Linked DNA regions of Homo sapiens: region 2 is linked to region 1. The links are chromatin loops, found by intact Hi-C in ENCODE. Cell type or tissue: CD14-positive monocyte. All regions are shown on one strand. Links, peaks and the distances in the headings refer to the core of each region. The heading gives the core; the rest is flanking DNA. Region 1 overlaps LOC105374445 (a long non-coding RNA gene). Region 2 overlaps TEC (tec protein tyrosine kinase).

Region 1 (8,814 bases), core at 491-8,490:
GTGGACACCCTTTTTGTTAATGTTGATGCTATTCCTTTCCGTTTGTTAGTTTTCCTTCTAACAGTCAGGCCTCTCTGCTGCAGGTCTGCTGCAGTTTGCTGGAGGTCCACTCCAGATCGTGTTTGCCTGGGTATCACCAGCAGAGGCTGCAGAACAGCAAAGATTGCTGCCTGTTTCTTCCTCTGGAAGCTCTGTCCCAGAGGGACACCCACCAGATGCCAGCCAGAGCTTTCCTGTATGAGGTGTCTGTCGACCCCTGCTGGGAGGTGTCTCCCAGTCAGGAGGCTTGGGGGTCAGGAACCTACCTGAGGAGGCAGTCTGTCCCTTAGCAGAGCTCAAGCGCTGTGGTGGGAGATCCACTGCTCTCTTCAGAGCCAGCAGGCAGGAATGTTTAAGTCTGCTGAAGCTGTGCCCACAGCCACACCTTCCTCCAGGTGCTCTGTCCCAGGGAGATGGGTGTTTTATCTATAAGCCCCTGACTGGGGCTGCTGCCTTTCTTTCAGAGATGCCCTGCCCAGAGAGGAGGAATCTAGAGAGTCAGCCTGGCTACAGCGGCTTTGCTGAGCTATAGTGGGCTCTGCCCAGTTTAGACTTCCCGGTGGCTTTGTTTACACTGTGAGGGGAAAACCACCTACTCAAGCCTCAGTAATGGCAGACGCCCCTTCCCCCACCAAGGTCGAGCATCCCAGGTCGACTTCAGACTGCTGTGCTGGCAGCGAGAATTTCAAGCCAGTGGATCTTAGCTTGCTGGGTTCTGTGGGGGTGGGATCCACAGAGCTAGACCACTTGGCTCCCTGGCTTCAGCCCCCTTTCCAGGGGAGTGAACAGTTCTGTCTCGCTGGCATTCCAGATGCCACCAGGGTATGAAAAAACACTCCTGCAACTAGCTTGGTGTCTGCCTAAATGGCCACCCAGATTTGTGCTTGAAACCCTGGGCCCTGGTGTTGTAGGCAACCTAGGGAATCTCCTCGTCTGTGGGTTGTGAAGACTGTGGGAAAAACATAGTATCTGGGCCAGAGTGCACCATACCCCATGGCACAGTCCCTTACGGCTTCCCTTGGCTAGGGGAGGGAGTTCCCCAACTCCTTGTGCTTCTAGATGATGCACCATTCCACCTTGCTTCAGCTCACCCTCTGTGGGCTGCACACACTGTCTAACCAGCCCCAGTGAGATAAGTTGGGTACCTCAGTTGGAAATGCAGAAATCACCCACCTTCTGTGTTGATCTCACTGGGAACTGCAGACCGGAGCTGTTCCTATTCAACCATCTTGCCAGCCACCTATCCTTCCATTTTTGATTTCTGGTTTGATTTCACTGTGATCAGAGGACACAATGTATATGATTTCAGTGATTTTAAATTTGTTGTGGTTTATGACCTAGTATAGGTCTAGCTTGGTATATAATATTCTGTGGATACTTGAAAAGAATGTGTATCCTGCTGTTAGGTGGAGTGTTCCGTAAATGTCAGTCAGATCCTGTTGATTGGTGGTATTGTTGAGTACCCTTGCTAGTTTTCTGTTTACTTGTTCTATCAGTTGTTGAGATGGGGATGCTTTTCAAATTCCACTTTGGTTTATCTATAGTGCTTCTGAGTATATCTCTTTGTGTAGCTTTTTAAATGATTTGTTTTACACTATTAAAACTTTCTTTTTTTTTTTTTTTGAGATGGAGTCTCACTCTGTCTCCAAGGCTAGAGTGCAGTGGCATGATCTTGGCTCATTGCAACCTCTGTCTCCCAGGTTCAAGTGATTTTTCTGCCTCAGCCTCCTGAGTAGCTGGGATTACAGGCGTGTGCCACTACACCTGGCTATTTTTTTGTATTTTTGTAGAGACAGAGCTTTGCCATGTTGGCCAGGCTGGTCTCAAACTCCTGACCTCAGGTGATCCACCCACCTCGGCCTCCCAAAATGCTGGGATTACAGGCATGATCCACTGTGCCCGGCCACACTATTAAAACTTCTACTGGTGTTATCATTTTTCCATCTGAGGGAAATATGGAAATTTTAGCTCCCTATAAAAGAGCTAAGGCCGGGCGCGGTGGCTCACGCCTGTAATCCCAGCACTTTGGGAGGCCGAGGCGGGCGGATCACGAGGTCAGGAGATCGAGACCATCCCGGCTAAAACGGTGAAACCCCGTCTCTACTAAAAATACAAAAAATTAGCCGGGCGTAGTGGCGGGCGCCTGTATTCCCAGCTACTTGGGAGACTGAGGCAGGAGAATGGTGTGAACCCGGGAGGCGGAGCTTGCAGTGAGCCGAGATCCCGCCACCGCACTCCAGCCTCTGGGTGACAGAGCGAGACTCCGTCTCAAAAAAAAAAAAAAAAAAAAAAAAAAAAGAGCTAAAATTTACCCTCCTCCATTTATAAATATCCTAAATATTTTCTTTGCATACTTTTAGAACCTCTCAGTGTTAAAATTTATTTTTTTAAATTATTATTATTATTATTATTTTGTAGAAATGGGGTCTCACTATGTTCTCCAGGCTGGTCTTGAACTGCTGGGCTCAAGTGATCTTCCCACCTTGGCCTCCCAAAATTCTGGGATTACAGGTGTGAGCCATTGTGCCTGGCCTTGGTGTTAAATTTTTGCTTCAATTATCCATTATAATTTACAAAAGGCAGAGGAAAATGAATATTTACTCTATTTATCTGTATTATTGTTTACTGTGTTTTTCCTTCTTTCCTTTCAAGATTCCATCTTTTATTGATTTCTTCCTGTTTAGAGAACCTCCTTTCACCATTCTTTTTGGGTAGATCAGCTAATGATAAGTTGTCTTCATTTTCTTTTATCTGAGAAAGTCTCGAGTTTCTCTTTATTTATTTAGAGACAGAATTTTTGCTTTTGTTGCCCAGGCTGGATTGTAATGGTGTGATCTCAGCTCACTGCAACCTCCACCTCCTGGGTTGAAGAAATTCTCCTGCCTCAGCCTCCCGATTAGCTTGGATTACAGGTGCCCATCACCACGCCCGGCTAATTTTTGTATATTTTACTAGAGATGGGGTTTCACCTTGTTGGTCAGGCTGGTCTCAAACTCCCGACCTCAAGTGATCCACCCAACTTGGCCTCCCAAGGTGCTGGGATTACAGGCATGAGCCACTGTGCCCAGCTGAATTTCCCTTAATTGTTGAGGGATATTTTCACTAGATATAGGATTCTAGGCTGGCTGACAGTTATTTTATTTCAGCATTCAAAAAATTCCCTGCCACTTCCTTCTTGTATTTCCTGATGAGAAATATGCTGTCGTTCAAATTGTTTTTTTCCCTATTGGTAAGGTGTTATGTCTCTCTTGCTGCTTTCAAGATTTTTTCTTTATCTTTAGTGTTAAGAAGTTTGACTATGATGTGTCTCAGTGTGGATTTCTTTGTGTTTATCCGGTGTGAGGGTAACTCAACTTCCTAGTGTATAGGTTTATGTCTTTTGCCAAATATGAAGAGTTTTCAGCCATTATTTCTTTGAGTACTTTTTCCAGCCCTGTCCTCTTCCTCTGAGACTCTGAAGACACAAATGGTAGATCTGTTGTTATAGTCCCATAGGACTATTTTTTTTTAAATCGCTGTTGTTCAGATTAGGTAGCTGCTATTGCTCAATTTTCCAGTTCACTGATTCTTTCCTCTGTACCATCTATTCTGCTGAACAGAGGTTTTTTTGTTTTGTTTTGTTTTGTTTTGTTTTGAGATGGAGTCTCGCTCTGTCACCCAGGCTGGAGTGCAGTGTTGCGATCTCAGCTCACTGCAGCCTCCACCTCCCGGGTTCAAGCGATTCTCCTGCCTCAGCCTCCTGAATAGCTGGGACTACAGGCACGAGCCACCACACCTGGCTAATTTTTGTGTTTTTAGTAGAGATGGGGTTTCACCATGTTGGTCAGGATGGTCTCGATCTCCTGACCTCGTGATCCATCCATCGCAGCCTCCCAAAGTGCTGGGATTATAGGCATGAGCCACCGTGCCCGGCCTGAACAGAGTTTTTAATTGTAGTTATTGTACTTTCACTTACAAAATTTCCATTTGGTCTTTTTTTACTTTCTATTTCTTCACTCAAACTTTCAATTTCTTTGCAGAGACTATTTACTTCATTTGTTTCAAGCATGTTTCTAATTGTTCATTGAAGCAGTTTTATGATGATGATTTAAAATCTTTGCCAGATAATTCTAATATCCCTGTCATCTTGGTGTTGGCATCTACTGATTATCTTTTTCATTCAGTTTGAGATCTCCCTGTTTCTTGGTATAGTGAGTTATTTTCAATTAAAACCAGAAAATTTGGCGTATTCTGTTTTTAGATTCTGGATTTTATTTACGCTTTTTGTTTTAGCTGGCTTCTTCTGACACTGTCTTGGCAGGGGAAGGAGGGCATGCAGGTCATCTCCTCTATCTACAGCCAGGTAGGGGTAAAAATCCAGGTTTCCCACTATTCTTCCATTGACACTTGGGGGTGGGGTGCTCTTGATTACTGCTGGATGCGGTTGGGAGTTCCATCCCAATGAATGGATACAAGAAGTTAGGCCTCCACTGGTACCTCCCTGACTGGGAGGAATAGGAATGTCTTGTTACTATTCTCTGTGTGGCCTTTGGTGAAAACATGGGGTAGGGGTGTGTGTGGTCTCAATAACTGGTTTCGTAATCTTGCTTGAATTTATTTTGAAAACTTATTTTGGCTTTAAGTATGTATAAAATGCTAGACACATAAAGAATAAATAAGTAGCTTTATATTTATATATTTAAGTGAATTAAAATGAAAATGTTTGTTTAAAAGGGCTTCCTACTTGATTCAGGTTTGAGAAATACCCACATGAGTGAATGCATGGCTGCACACTCACATCATGAGTCCCTGGAATTGTTCGTACTTCCCTCCAGGTTCTTCCACCTACACAAAAAGACAGAAGGAGCTGGGCCCCTGACACTATGGAACATCATGCCAGCCTGACCCTGATGCTCTCTATTGAAGGCTCTTGTTAGTTTCCTATTGCTGCTGTAATACATTGCCACAAATTTATTGCCTTACAACAATACAAATGTATTCTCTTACTGTTCTGGGGGTCAGAGTCCAAAATCAGTTTCACTGGGGTGAAATCTAGGTGTCTGGTTTCTTTTGGAGGCTCTAGGAGAGAATCTGTTTTCTTGCCTTCACCAGCTTTTAGAAGCTTTCTGCTTTCTTTGGCTCGTGGTCTCTTCCTTCATCTTCAAAGCCAGCAGTGTAGCATCTTCTAATCTCTCTCTTACTCTGACCTCTACTTATCTCATTATACCCTGCCTTCTCCCTCATATAAGGACCCTTGTAACTACATTGGGCTCACCTAGATAGTGCAGAATAATCTCATTTCAAGATCCTTCACTTCATCCCATCTACAAAGACCGTTTTGCAGCATAAGTTATACTCACAGGTTCTAGGGAATTAAGACATGGACATCACTGGGAGGGCCTTATTCAGCCTACCATAAGGGGGTGCTGTTACTTGCAGCTAAATCAAATTCTGAATGATTGACCTTCCACCAGAATGTAAGCTCCCCTACAACAGGGAGTTTTGTCTGGTTTGTTCACCAATGTTTTCTCAGTCTCCTATCGTAGTGATGGGTGCATTTTCATGGCTGCCACCCTCGCAAAGGAGGTAACTTCAAAAAGATCTGGAGATAGAGCACTCCAGGCAGAGGAAACAGCCTGTTCAAGCCCTCAGGCCAGAGAACTCTTTTTATTTATAGGAATAATACTCAATATATCATTTTATTGTGACAGAACAACTCAGCTTTTATAAACTATCAAACTGTTGAGATAATGGACCCCTTTGAAACTCTCTGTCTCTTTTGCTAAGCACAATCTGGTTTTACTTCTACATCTTCTTTTCTGGCTCTAACATCGAAAAAATTTTCAATTACTATCAAACCAACATAAAAACATTATACAAGAAATATATGTATAAACATCATTCATGATTCAAAGATCATTCCCTTTGGCAGCTTTGAAAGGTTAAAAATGTAAACCCTGGAGTTATACTGTTTTATGTTCACATCTGGGCTTTGCCACTCAATAACTATGATTTTGGGCTATTACTTAGACCTTCTCTGCCTTTGTTTCTTCATCTGTAAAATGAAGATAACAATAGTCCACCTCACACAGCTGTGAGAATTAAATGAATTAATCTAATATGCTTAGAAAGGATGCTGGCACATCCCCTCAATAACTGTTAATCATAATTCTTACTTTTCAGTTTTCCTCCACATAATTTGTATTTAGTTGCAATTACAGGTACTCAAAGCATTGTGTTCTACTTTTAAAAATATAATCTTGTTCATAAGTTTTATTTCCTATCTCTTTTTCATTAACATAGGTAATCTTATTTTATTATTTAATTAATTAATTAACTTATTTAGAGACAGGTTCTTGCTCTGTTGCCCAGGTTGGAGTGCAGTGGCACGATCTCAGCTCACTGCAACCCTGCCCTCCTGGGCTCAAGCAATCCTCCTACCTCAGCCTCCCGAATAGCTGGGACTGCAGGTGAGCACCACCAAGCCTGGCTAATATTTGTATTTTTAGTAGAGATGGAGTTTCGCCATGTTGTCCAGGCTGGTCTTGAACTCCAGAGCTCAAAAGATCCACCCGCCTCAGCCTCCCAAAGTGCTGGGATTATAGGTGTGAGCCACCATGCCTGACCAACATAGGTAATTTTAAATGACAGCTTGACATTCCATACTGTTAATATATTTTACTTAAACATTTCCTTATTATTGGACATTTATTTTATTATTATAATGATCTTATAAATATACTTTGCATATGATGCTTTTTATTTCTTTTGAATTATTTATTTAGCATCTCTTCCCAGAAATATGATTATTGATTCTGTGTCCAATATTTGAAACTCCTTCCTTCTATGCAATAGTTCTAAAGAAGCAACTACTTTCAGCACATGATGGAAGGAGAAGCAGACATATCATAGGATCACAATGAAGTCATCTTCATGTAGGAACAGACTCTCCATGGAAGACTGATAAGGTCTGCATTATCGTCATTGTCATCATCATTTATTCATCAACAAATGTATTAATTATCTATGATGGGCCAGTTTCCTTTTCAGTAGGAAGATGGTTACAAAATAAAACCAGTGACTTGCACAAAAGAATGCAAGAAGCTGGCCGGGCATGCTGGCTCATGCCTGTAATCTCAGCACTTTGGGAGGCTGAGGCGGGCGGATCACAAGGTCAGGAGTTCAAGACCAGCCTGGTCAACATGGTAAAACCCCATCTCTACTAAAAATACAAAAATTAGCCAGGCGTGGTGGCAGGCACCTGTAATCCCAGCTACTCAGGAGGCTGAGGCAGGAGAATTGCTTGAACCCAGGAGGCAGAGGTTTCAGTTAGCCGAGATTGTGCCACTGCACTCCAGCCTGGGCAACAGAACAAGACTCTGTCTCAGAAAAAAAAAAAAAAGGCAAGAAGCTATAAATACAAATATATACACACATATATTTTTGCAAACCTTCCAGGTTGATTCTGCATGTCTTCTTCTGTACCATGTGGAATCTACATGTAAGTTAAAAAGAGGCATTTTCGTCTCTCAAGGAACTGAAATTATGTCAACCTGATACTGATCATCTAAACAAATAAACTTTATGGAAGCCATAGCGATATCTTGTAAGAAGGGAGAGTCTTGTCTCCCAAGAAGTTTATATTAATACCTTTTTCTCTGTATCTTGATTTTCTTAAAATAAAGATGGTTTTACTAATATTGTTTGAGTCTTCTTTTTGGAGGCAGGGGGAGAAATCTTTTTAAGTCAACTACTAGATTCCTTCTTTTGACTAGGGACGAATGTAAAAGTTTGAATTATACAGGCCCAAATGTAGTATTCTGTTTTCACCTAAAAAATAAAAATTAAAGAAAGACTAAATCTTTTTTATTAATCCCACCACATTCTGAGTTCAGTTTTTACACCTTTTCCTTAATGTAGTTGAAGTTCCCTAATGGCCTCTTTTTTTTGTCTGTCTCTCTGTCTCTTTCTCAACACCTTGCTGAAAAAAATTGCCATTGTTCTCTATTATGTGATCTATGGATGGTATACCTGTGGCAATTGCCTACTTAAACTGTATGATTGATAGTGTAACAAATGTCTTATTTAGAAAACTATAACTTTATGAAAATTACCCCAACTATTAAGAATTATGTTGGATCTAGGTGTTTTATTTACAGATCTGTTCTCTTTGGCTTTTCTGAGAGTTAGTAGGGACAATACAGACACTTTTCTCTCTTTTAATTTAAACTTTATGAAGAAATTATGTAAGGGTCTGGGTTTTCTGCCTTTTCAAACTTCATAAACATTGAGATCCTCATTACCATTGTCAAGAATATGAGCTACCATCACCTACCAAGAACAGGCAAGGCGAATTGGAAACTGGTTCTTCTAACCATCATAATATCAGTTAATTCCTTAAGGCAGTAGCTCTTACCTTTTTGGGATCAGTCAATATGATAAAAGTTCTAAGTCCTCTCACTTAAAAATATACGTACATAAGCATTTTTCTTGGGAGAAAATTAACTGTATTACTATAATTATATATCTATAACTCTCTTTCCTGCCCCCCAACACAGTTTTTTTGCATAGAGTTTCAGATGGTTTATGGTCCTGTCCCCTCAAAGTACATCTGTGCTAGGGGAAATTACGTTAACTAGCCAAAACAAGTACCTGAATGGGACAAGAGGCAGGAGAGACTCGGGTAGGGAGGAGAGAGTAGATCATAAAAAAGAAATTTTACTAGATTCATTCAAAGTACTAGTCATTATACTCAAAGTCCTCACTGGAGAGAGGATTTGTAATCAGAAGGCCTTG
Region 2 (8,814 bases), core at 318-8,317, 48 kb after region 1:
AGATACCATATTCTTCTGATTCTTGAGCTATTTGGATGTTTTGCAGAAGAAATTGGGTTGTTTCCAGCCTTCCCCTTGGTGGGACCTGGCACATATTTATTTGTTTTCCAGTTTCCAAAATTCTATTGTTGTTTCCTTTTTTGTTTTCTATTTCCTTGAGAGTCAGTTCCTTAACAACAACAATGTAACTGTTTTTAATGGAATTTCAGGAAGGAGCCAATGTGAAGTGTGCATTCAACACTCTATCTTTGGCTGGAAGTCTACATGAGGAGACTTTTCCTTCATTTGTATCTCTCTGAACTTTAGTAGATTTCTTGGCCAGGACTTCCCATTGGCCAATGAATTATAACAACAGTGGTGAACTTTAGTTGTATGGGATAGAAGGATAGGGAAAGCCCGTAAGTAGGAACTAGGAGACTTTTTTCTAGTCTTGGCTTGTGTGACCTTGAGTAAGCCATTTAACTTTTCTGAACTTCAGTTTCTTGAGGGAGATAGATGGTGACTAAGATTCCTTTCAACTTAAATGGTGTGATTCTGTATAAGAGTAGTAATCACACATATGTCAGATAAGGTGTTTTTTTTTTGTTTTGTTTTTTTTGTTTTTTTGAGACAGAGTCTTGCCCTGTCACTCAGACTGTAGCACAATGGCGTGATCTTTGCTCACTGCAGCTTCTGCCTCCCCGGTTCAAACGATTCTCCTGCCTCAGCCTCCCAAGTAGCTGGGACTACAGGCACCCGCCACCTCACCCAGCTAGTTTTTGTATTTTTAATAGAGATGGAGTTTCACCATTTCCACCAGGCTGGTCTTGAACCCCTGACCTCAAGTGATCCTCCTGCCTTGGTCTCCCAAAGTGCTAGGATTACAGGCATGAGCCACCGCACATGGACAGATAAGGTGATTTTTTTTCCCCAGGACATTCAACATGAATGTTTTTTCTGCCCCTGATGTTGAGACCTTTTGCTTCTAGAACTGCATATAAGTCCTGCCCCATTTATCCTTTGGGCCTTCCAAAAGTCTGCCTTCCATTTGTTTACAATGGTATTGCTCACTGTGTTGGGAACTACATGTCTACACATGGCCCGTTTATGAGAGCATCGCTTGCTCTTCCCTGGTATCCATTCTTTGTTGTTTTTTTTTCAGACGGAGTCTTGCTCTGTCGCCCAGGCTGGAGTGCAGTGGTGCGATCTTGGCTCACTGCAAGCTCTGCCTCCTGGGTTCATGCCATTCTCCTGCCTCAGCTTCCCGAGTAGCTGGGACTACAGGCCCCCGCCACCACGCCTGGCTAATTTTTTGTATTTTTTAGTAGAGACGGGGTTTCACCGTGTTAGCCAGGATGATCTTGATCTCCTGACCTCGTGATCCGCCTGCGTCGGCCTCCCAAAGTGCTGGGATTACAGGCGTGAGCCACCGTGCCCGGCCTCTGTTCTTATAAGTAGTCATTTTCACCCTTGAAAATGTGTTGCACAAAGATGAAAATATAATTTCCAGAGAAATGGTATTTGCATTCTGACAGTTTCTTAGGAAAGAAGGATGGAGTGCCAAAATTTTAATATGGAATAAGGAAGACCAACTTAGATGCAAAAAGGGCAAGAGCTTTCCTGTGACTCCTTAGCTTAAGTTGGCTGTTGGGTTAATTAGTTCTGTGGTTTAGCTGCTACTGAGAGGCTACTGTAGACACTGGGACTGGGATAAAGAGGTACAAGAGTTCAGTGTCTTCCTTTAAGATAGTGGCTCTCAATTCTATCAGTACATGAAATCATGATGCTCAGGGCTCCTCCCCAGACCAACTGAATAAAAAAACCTGGAAGTGGAGCCTAGACATCTGTATTAAAATGAAATTCCCTAGATTCTAATACACACTTAAGGTTGAGAACCATTCCTTAACAGCTAAGTGAGAATTAAAAATACGTACATTAATTGCTGTAGACATAGCAGAATATGATTAGCTCTATGATGAGTGATAGAAATTATGGCCCAGGAGTTGGAAGGCTTTTAATTAATAGGAGCCATTAGGAGAGACTACATCAAGGAGGGGAATTTTGAGCTGGTATATCTTCACAGGTGGAAAGCAGAGAGTCCACTAGGCCAGGGAATGAATGCTGTGAGGGGAATCTCCGGAGATTTGGAAGACTATTTTGATTGGAGTGTGGTGGAAGTAAAGATGGACTGGTAGGCTGCAGCCAGAATGTGGACAGTCTCTCGTGTCAGACTAAGGAATTTTAGCTTTACTCTGCAGGTCGTGGGGAGGCATTCAGGATTTCTGATGAGTGAAATGGCAATGCTGAATCTTTGAAGATTGATCCAATGGGAGTGATGGATAGGCAGTTTGAATAAAAGCAGGCAAGAACTTGAGGAAATGAAGACCAATTGGGAAGCTACTCTCATGGTCCAGATGTGGGGTCATAATGTTCTGAGCGAGGCAAATAGCCGTGGAATTAAAAATGATAAACATTTGCGTAGTATTTTCATGGTCAGTTCTTGCCCATATCTCATTTAAACCTCACACTGACCTTGTGGTCTTTCCTTCCATACTTTACAAATGAAGGAACTGATGTTCAGAGAGAAGCTGTTGTAAAGGAACCTTATAGAAAATGGAGGGGCCTGATTGGATGATGACCAATCAGTAATAGGAAATTAAAGGGTGCATTGGAGGTGTTGGATTGGGTGTGAAGATGGTAGAATTCCTCAGTGGCTAACCGTGTCCAGTCACCGGCCGTGCTGTCTGAGAGCCACTTCATGCTGTTCATGTGACTCTTCTTGCCTCTGTCCTTTAATATGCAGTTATTTATTTATTATTATTATTATTATTATTATTATTGAGACGGAGTTTCGCTCTCGTTGCCCAGGCTGGAGTGCAATGGTGCGATCTCGGCTCACTGAAACTTCCACCTCCCAGGTTCAAGCGATTCTCCTGCCTCAGCCTCCCGAGTAGCTGGGATTACAGGCACCTGCCACCATGTCCAGCTAATTTTTTGTATTTTTAGTAGAGACGGGGTTTCACCATGTTGGCCAGGCTCGTCTCAAACTCGTGACCTCAGGTGATCCACCTGCCTCGGCCTCCCAAAGTGCTGGGATTACAGGCGTGAGCCACCACGCTCAGCCTATTTATTATTATTTTTGAGACGAAGTCTTGCTCTGTCACCCAGGCTGGAGTGCAGTGGTGCTGTCTGGCTCACTCCACGCTCCACCTCCCAGGTTCAAGTGATTCTCTTGCCTCAGCCTCCTGAGTAGCTGGGATTACAGGCATGCGCCACCATGCCCAGCTAATTTTTGTTATTTTAGTAAAGATGAGGTTTTGCTATGTTGGCCAGGCTGCTCTTGAACTCCTCACCTAAAGTGATCTGCCCAAAGTGCTGGGATAACAGGCGTGAGCCACTGTGCCCAGCCACAGTTACTTCTTTAAAGGCATAGTGGAGGCAAGAGAAGGAGAGGCTGTTGTTAATTCAACTTGTCTCAAATATGAATCTTCAAGCCTTTTTTGAATGTCTTTGGGTTTTCAGATAGTTAAATTGTGTTGAATTTTAAAAGGCTCAGTCTAGGTATGAATAGTCTGGAGTTAAAGGGCTGAGACTTTCTTATCCAGGTGGACTCTGCCCTGAGCAGGTTAACTATGACTGGTAGGTTTCCATTTCTCTTGTGGTGGAGACAGGAGCCATAGGGAAGAGAACTCTGGAGCATGGTAGTGTAGACACCAGAGAACATCCCTGTGGCACTGGTAACTAGGATGCTTCATTGAGATTACATCCTTATCAGAGCTGGAGTATGAATCATATCCACCACCATGCTAATTCATTTTGTTCATGAGTTGGCTGTGTCTGTAAGGTCATCTGTTTTGTGAACCAAGATCCTGAAGCAATTCAAATGCCAGTGTAAATCAGCCACACAGGTGACGAAATGTGCTTTTCCATATGAGATACTTGTTCCCTGCAATCAAATAGTAGGAGTGCACCAGAAAGCTAAGGGTACTAGGAGGTAAAAAGGAATGAATCATCATCATGAAGAACCTTGATTAGATTTTTCTCATGAAATGATGAGATGTGGAGGAGCAGGATGGAAACTGGAAAAGGAGAGGAGATTGAATTTTTGTGCCCCAGGCATTCTCAGTTTGGGCACAGAGATCAATACTCATCTGCTCCAGCAGGGGTGAGGGTGAAGCTGATTTTGGTAATTGGAAATGGCAACATCCATAGAAAATTAAACTGTCACATTTTAACTGTTTCTTTTTTCACTGTAGAATACTGGGATCTTCAGTGGCAGGAGGAGTAATCAGAAGACGGAGATGAATTTTAACACTATTTTGGAGGAGATTCTTATTAAAAGGTCACAGCAGAAAAAGAAGACATCGCCCTTAAACTACAAAGAGAGACTTTTTGTACTTACAAAGTCCATGCTAACCTACTATGAGGGTCGAGCAGAGGTAAGAGACAATCACGATTTACTTTTCTGCTTTCTATGTAGATAACGATTTTATAATATTGCCTGCCTCTCCAATCTTATTGAAAATGCTTTGGGTTAATGAAGTAATGATTTATTATCATTTGGACTTGAAAGATGAATTTCAGAGTATGGATAGAAATTAACAAATCTGTTAATTATAGGTTTATTATAATTAACCTATGAATTAATCTATTAGATTACATTACTTTTAGATCCTCATGGAATTTGTAAGGTGCATTGTACATATGGCTCTCTCCTGTAAACCGCTTATTATGTATCAAAGTCTTCTTTAGCAAATATAAATTGTATCCAAGTCCATTACTTTATATGAATATTTCTTCTTTATTAAGTAGAAGTTACTTAAAACTGGTTGGTGATTTGGTGGACTCAACACGTTATCGAAGTTGACCTAAAGCAGAGTTTTTAAACATTCATTTTTTTAATGATAAACAGCTACTACAAAGTTTCTTCGATGGCAGCAGGGAGAAAGCAGCTCACTAAAAAACCTGGCCGGTGAGCACGTGGCACAGACAAATGTGTGGTTAGCACACTCCTGGCTTGTGGGTGGCTTTAGCTTCTCCTTCCACTGCTAGATGAGGCCTTGAATGTGCAATCACCTCTGGTTCTTTTGCTTCTGACATGTTGGGTGTGGCATTTGCTAGTACTGCCACATACTGCCTTCTCTGCTAGAAATATCCTTGGTTTCCAGGAAATGACCAGGGGCTGGGTTGCCCATGGCTAACCATATGCTGTTATGCAATTGGTTTCAGTGGACTGTTGGTGATCCTGGTTTAGTTTTTTTTTTTTTTTTTTTTGAGACAGTGTCTTGCTCTGTTGCCAGGCTGGAGTGCAGTGATGCGATCTCGGCTCACAGTAACCTCCATCTCCTGGTTCAAGCAATTCTTCTGCCGCAGCTTCCCGAGTAGCTGGGATTTACAGGTGCATGCCACCGCACTCGGCTAATTTTTGGATTTTTAGTAGAGATGGGGTTTCACCATATTGGCCAGGCTGGTCTTGAACCCCTGACCTCAAGTGATCCACCCACCTGGGCCTCCCAAACTGCTAGAATTACAGGCATGAGCCACTGCACCCGGCCCTGGTTTAGTTTTCATTCTGTTTTTTTTCTAGAGTATCTTCCTCAGACGTTGATTTAGTTGTATTTTTTTTCTCCCACTGATTTCTCTGTGATTTGGTTTCCCCCAATTTAGATAGAATGGCATTGTGTTTCATGATGGTCCTCAACTCTTAATTTCTGCTGTGGCTCGTCATTGTGACCTGTGGTATTCTGCAGGTTCATGTAATTTAGGAGCATACTCCTTTATCCTTAAGTCCCCAAAATGCTGAAAACCAAAACCTCAAAACTCTTAGTTACAAAACCTGTGTGTGTGTATGTGTGTGTATCTGTACATGTCTATGTGTGCAGAAATATTAATGTATTTAATTATGTGGAGCTGCCCTAGTCCCTGCTGGGACTATTATGTAACATATGATATATGTGCTATATTTGCTTTGTTAAATCTAAAAAATTTAAAAATCCAGAAGTGTTTTAGACAAGAACTGTTACCAGAAATGTGAATTATTTTGAAACCTAAAACAGATTTTAAAGGAAACATTTACACATTTTTGCTGTATGGTAATAATTTGTTATAATTTGATTTTAATATATAGTTGACTCTTGTCAATGTAGGGTTAGGGACACCAACCCTTGTGCAGTCAAAAATCTGCATATAGCTTTTGACTCCCCCCGCAAACTTAACTACTAATAGCCTACTGTTGACTGGAAGTCTTACTGAGGACATGAACAGTAGGTTACCACATATTTGGTATGTTATATATATATAACATACTGTATTCTTACAATAAAGTAAGCTAGACAAAAGAAAATATTAAGACAATCATAAAAAAGAGAAAATAGATTTACTATTTATTAACGGGAAGTGGATCATCATACAGGTCTTCTTCCTTGCCATCTTCACGTTGAGTAGGCTGAGGAGGAGGAAGAGGAGGGGTTGGTCTTGCTGTCTCAGGGGTGACAGAGGGGGAAGATGTGGAGGAGGTTGAAGGGGAAGCAGGAGAGTGAGGCACACTCAGTGTAACTTTTACTGAGAGAAAAATCCCTCTATCAATGGACCCATGCAGTTCAAGCCCATATTGTTTAAGGGTCAACTGCAGTAAGTCTAAGAAAAGAAGTGAAAGTGGTAAAATGCAATTTTTTTACTAATGAAAAAAGTCTCAGAAACCGACATTGTTTGGTTCGCAGTATGGGCAGTTACTATTGAAATATATTGCAATTGCTAACTCACTTTGAAGAAGATAAACATATTGAGTTTAAAGTACCCCTTTTGGTTTAGCTTAAGGGGAATAAGGACAACAGTGGCATCCCTCTTCCTTCAGAACCTCGCTCACCATCTTGCCTTGGAGCAGCCTCAGCCACCCTGAGAACCAGAAAGGACAGAATGAGGAGGTAGTCACAACACAGAAAAACCCAGCCTCTAACACTTCCTGGCAGAATCCACCTCCTTTCTGGCTGCTGCTGCCTGGGCTAGAGAGCCTAGTCCTGTTACTTAATTCCTGCCTTCACCCCCACTCCTCTGATGAGCTGGGCGTTTTGATCCCTTCTGGTTTCTTCTCTCATGGACCAACATTCACTGGCATACTTGTGACCTATGCCTTGAAATGTGGTCACAGATTTGTTTGCCTCTCATAGTAAAATAATTGTCAGTAGTAAAAAAAAAAGAAAAAAAAAGAAAAAAAAAGAAACTTTGTAAGAATCTGGCTTCTTAAAATAACAAAAGTTCTGACAGTGCTGGGCTGAATTCCCCAACAGCTCTCCCTGGCTTCTAGGCATGGCCAGCAACACCTTGTTGCTATGTTTCTTCCATGTTTGTGCTAATGTGCTCAGTTCACTGTTTGCCGTGGATCAATCTTCTGATTTCCATCTCCCTATCCCTGGAAGCTGTGATTCGGAAAAGAATGTGAGGGCCGGTCGTGGTGGCTCATGCCTGTAATCCTAGCACTTTCGGAAGCTGAGGTGGGTGGATCACTTGAGGTGAGGAGTTTGAGATCAGCCTGGCCAACATGGTGAAACCCCGTCTCTACTAAACATACAAAAAAATTAGCTGGGTGTGGTGGCAGGTGCCTGTAATCCCAGCTACTCAGGAGGCTGAGGCAAGAGAATTGCTTGGAGCCAGGAGGCAGAGGTTGCAGTGAGCTGAGGTTGTACCACGCACTCCAGCCTGGGTAACAGAGCGAGACTCCATCTAAAAAAGGAAAAGAAAAAAAGAAAGAGAAAAAAAGGATGTGACATGAGTAATCTGTGCAAATCAACAGGTTTTTAAAAATAATATTTTGTTAAAAAAATGTGACTCTAGAAGTAAATTAGAACCACAGGGGCCATTCAGAAATAAAATAGCCCTAGAGATATTTATTTTTATTGTTCATAGTTCTCCTGTTTTCAATAGAAAAACAATGAGGAGGCTGTCGATTGATCTAATAACTATGATTTATGGTTTCTTTGTGGCTACCAAGTGCCACTAATACTCGTTAAAACTCTCAGTTCATAATGTTAGACAGAAGACGTCCATCTTCTCCTTATTCTCTGGACAGCTTCTTCAACATGATGACAGCAAGCTTTTCTTGAAATTCTTCCTATTATGTAATAAACCTTTCTGTGCTTGTTGAAATATGCTGAAAAATCCTATTCTAGATAACGAGAAATTCACTCAAACCATTTCCTCAGTCTAATTTTGCAAAACTTGCATTTCAGTTTCCGCTGTGGGTCCTTCTTTAGTTTGTCCTCCTTTCTTTATGGTAGTTAGTTAATTCATGTGTATTTCCACATATTCCAAATGAACTGAAAAAAGATCTTCCTGGAAGTTTATATTATTTGATCCTATTCAGGATAACACAGAGCAAAGGACACTGGAGGTTTCATAAGTGATGTTGCTTTCTAGTCACGGGGCTAAATGACACAGGGGACAGACCACCCAATGTTTCAGTGGAGGCTCCATGGGATAATGAGGTGGGAACCAAGGAAGAGCAGCACTGGAGTTTGATCAGGAAAAAGATCTACAAATAATAGTGAGAGAGAAAATGAGGAATTGATTTCTATAGGTTGAGATGTTGAATTTAAAAAATTGAAGTAGTATGTAAATTTGCAACTATCATTAGCTAAGAAATCAGGAATTTTTAGAATTGGACTTTGGATCTCTTAATTTGGTTGGCTTTTTGTCTGTTGTACTGCCCCAGCATGGAAGCTGGCAAATAACTTACAAAGTTGAAGGAATGGGGAAACTCGTTGTGCCAGGGTTCCCAACTCCACCTGTACATTCAGTGATTCACTATGACAGCTCACAGGACTCAGCATTGAGTCATAC

The links. Peaks named below come from ENCODE experiments on the same cell type or tissue, not always from the same donor. Only the 100,000 strongest peaks of a DNase experiment are listed, where the experiment ranks them.
Region 2: it touches region 1 in a loop (2.0-fold over the local background); 7 of 110 quality-filtered maps call a loop at or near these places.

What each region holds. Positions count from the first base shown.
Region 1 is chr4:48,272,079-48,280,892 of GRCh38, reverse strand. The region is part of intron 1 of LOC105374445 (a long non-coding RNA gene); the gene reads right to left. Among named protein-coding and RNA genes, the nearest start is that of TEC, 6.6 kb to the right of the region's middle. In CD14-positive monocyte, for the core only: CTCF peaks have their summits at 5,207 and 5,412 (motif pointing right); a DNase peak (open chromatin) is centred at 5,442.
Region 2 is chr4:48,224,081-48,232,894 of GRCh38, reverse strand. It overlaps TEC (tec protein tyrosine kinase), which reads left to right. Exons shown (of 18, transcript NM_003215.3): 2 at 4,236-4,418. The coding sequence starts at 4,281. Among named protein-coding and RNA genes, the nearest start is that of TEC, 41 kb to the left of the region's middle. In CD14-positive monocyte, for the core only: no CTCF peak of the experiment used is centred there; DNase peaks (open chromatin) are centred at 5,094 and 6,454; H3K4me3 peaks cover 1,207 bases; H3K27ac peaks cover 3,414 bases.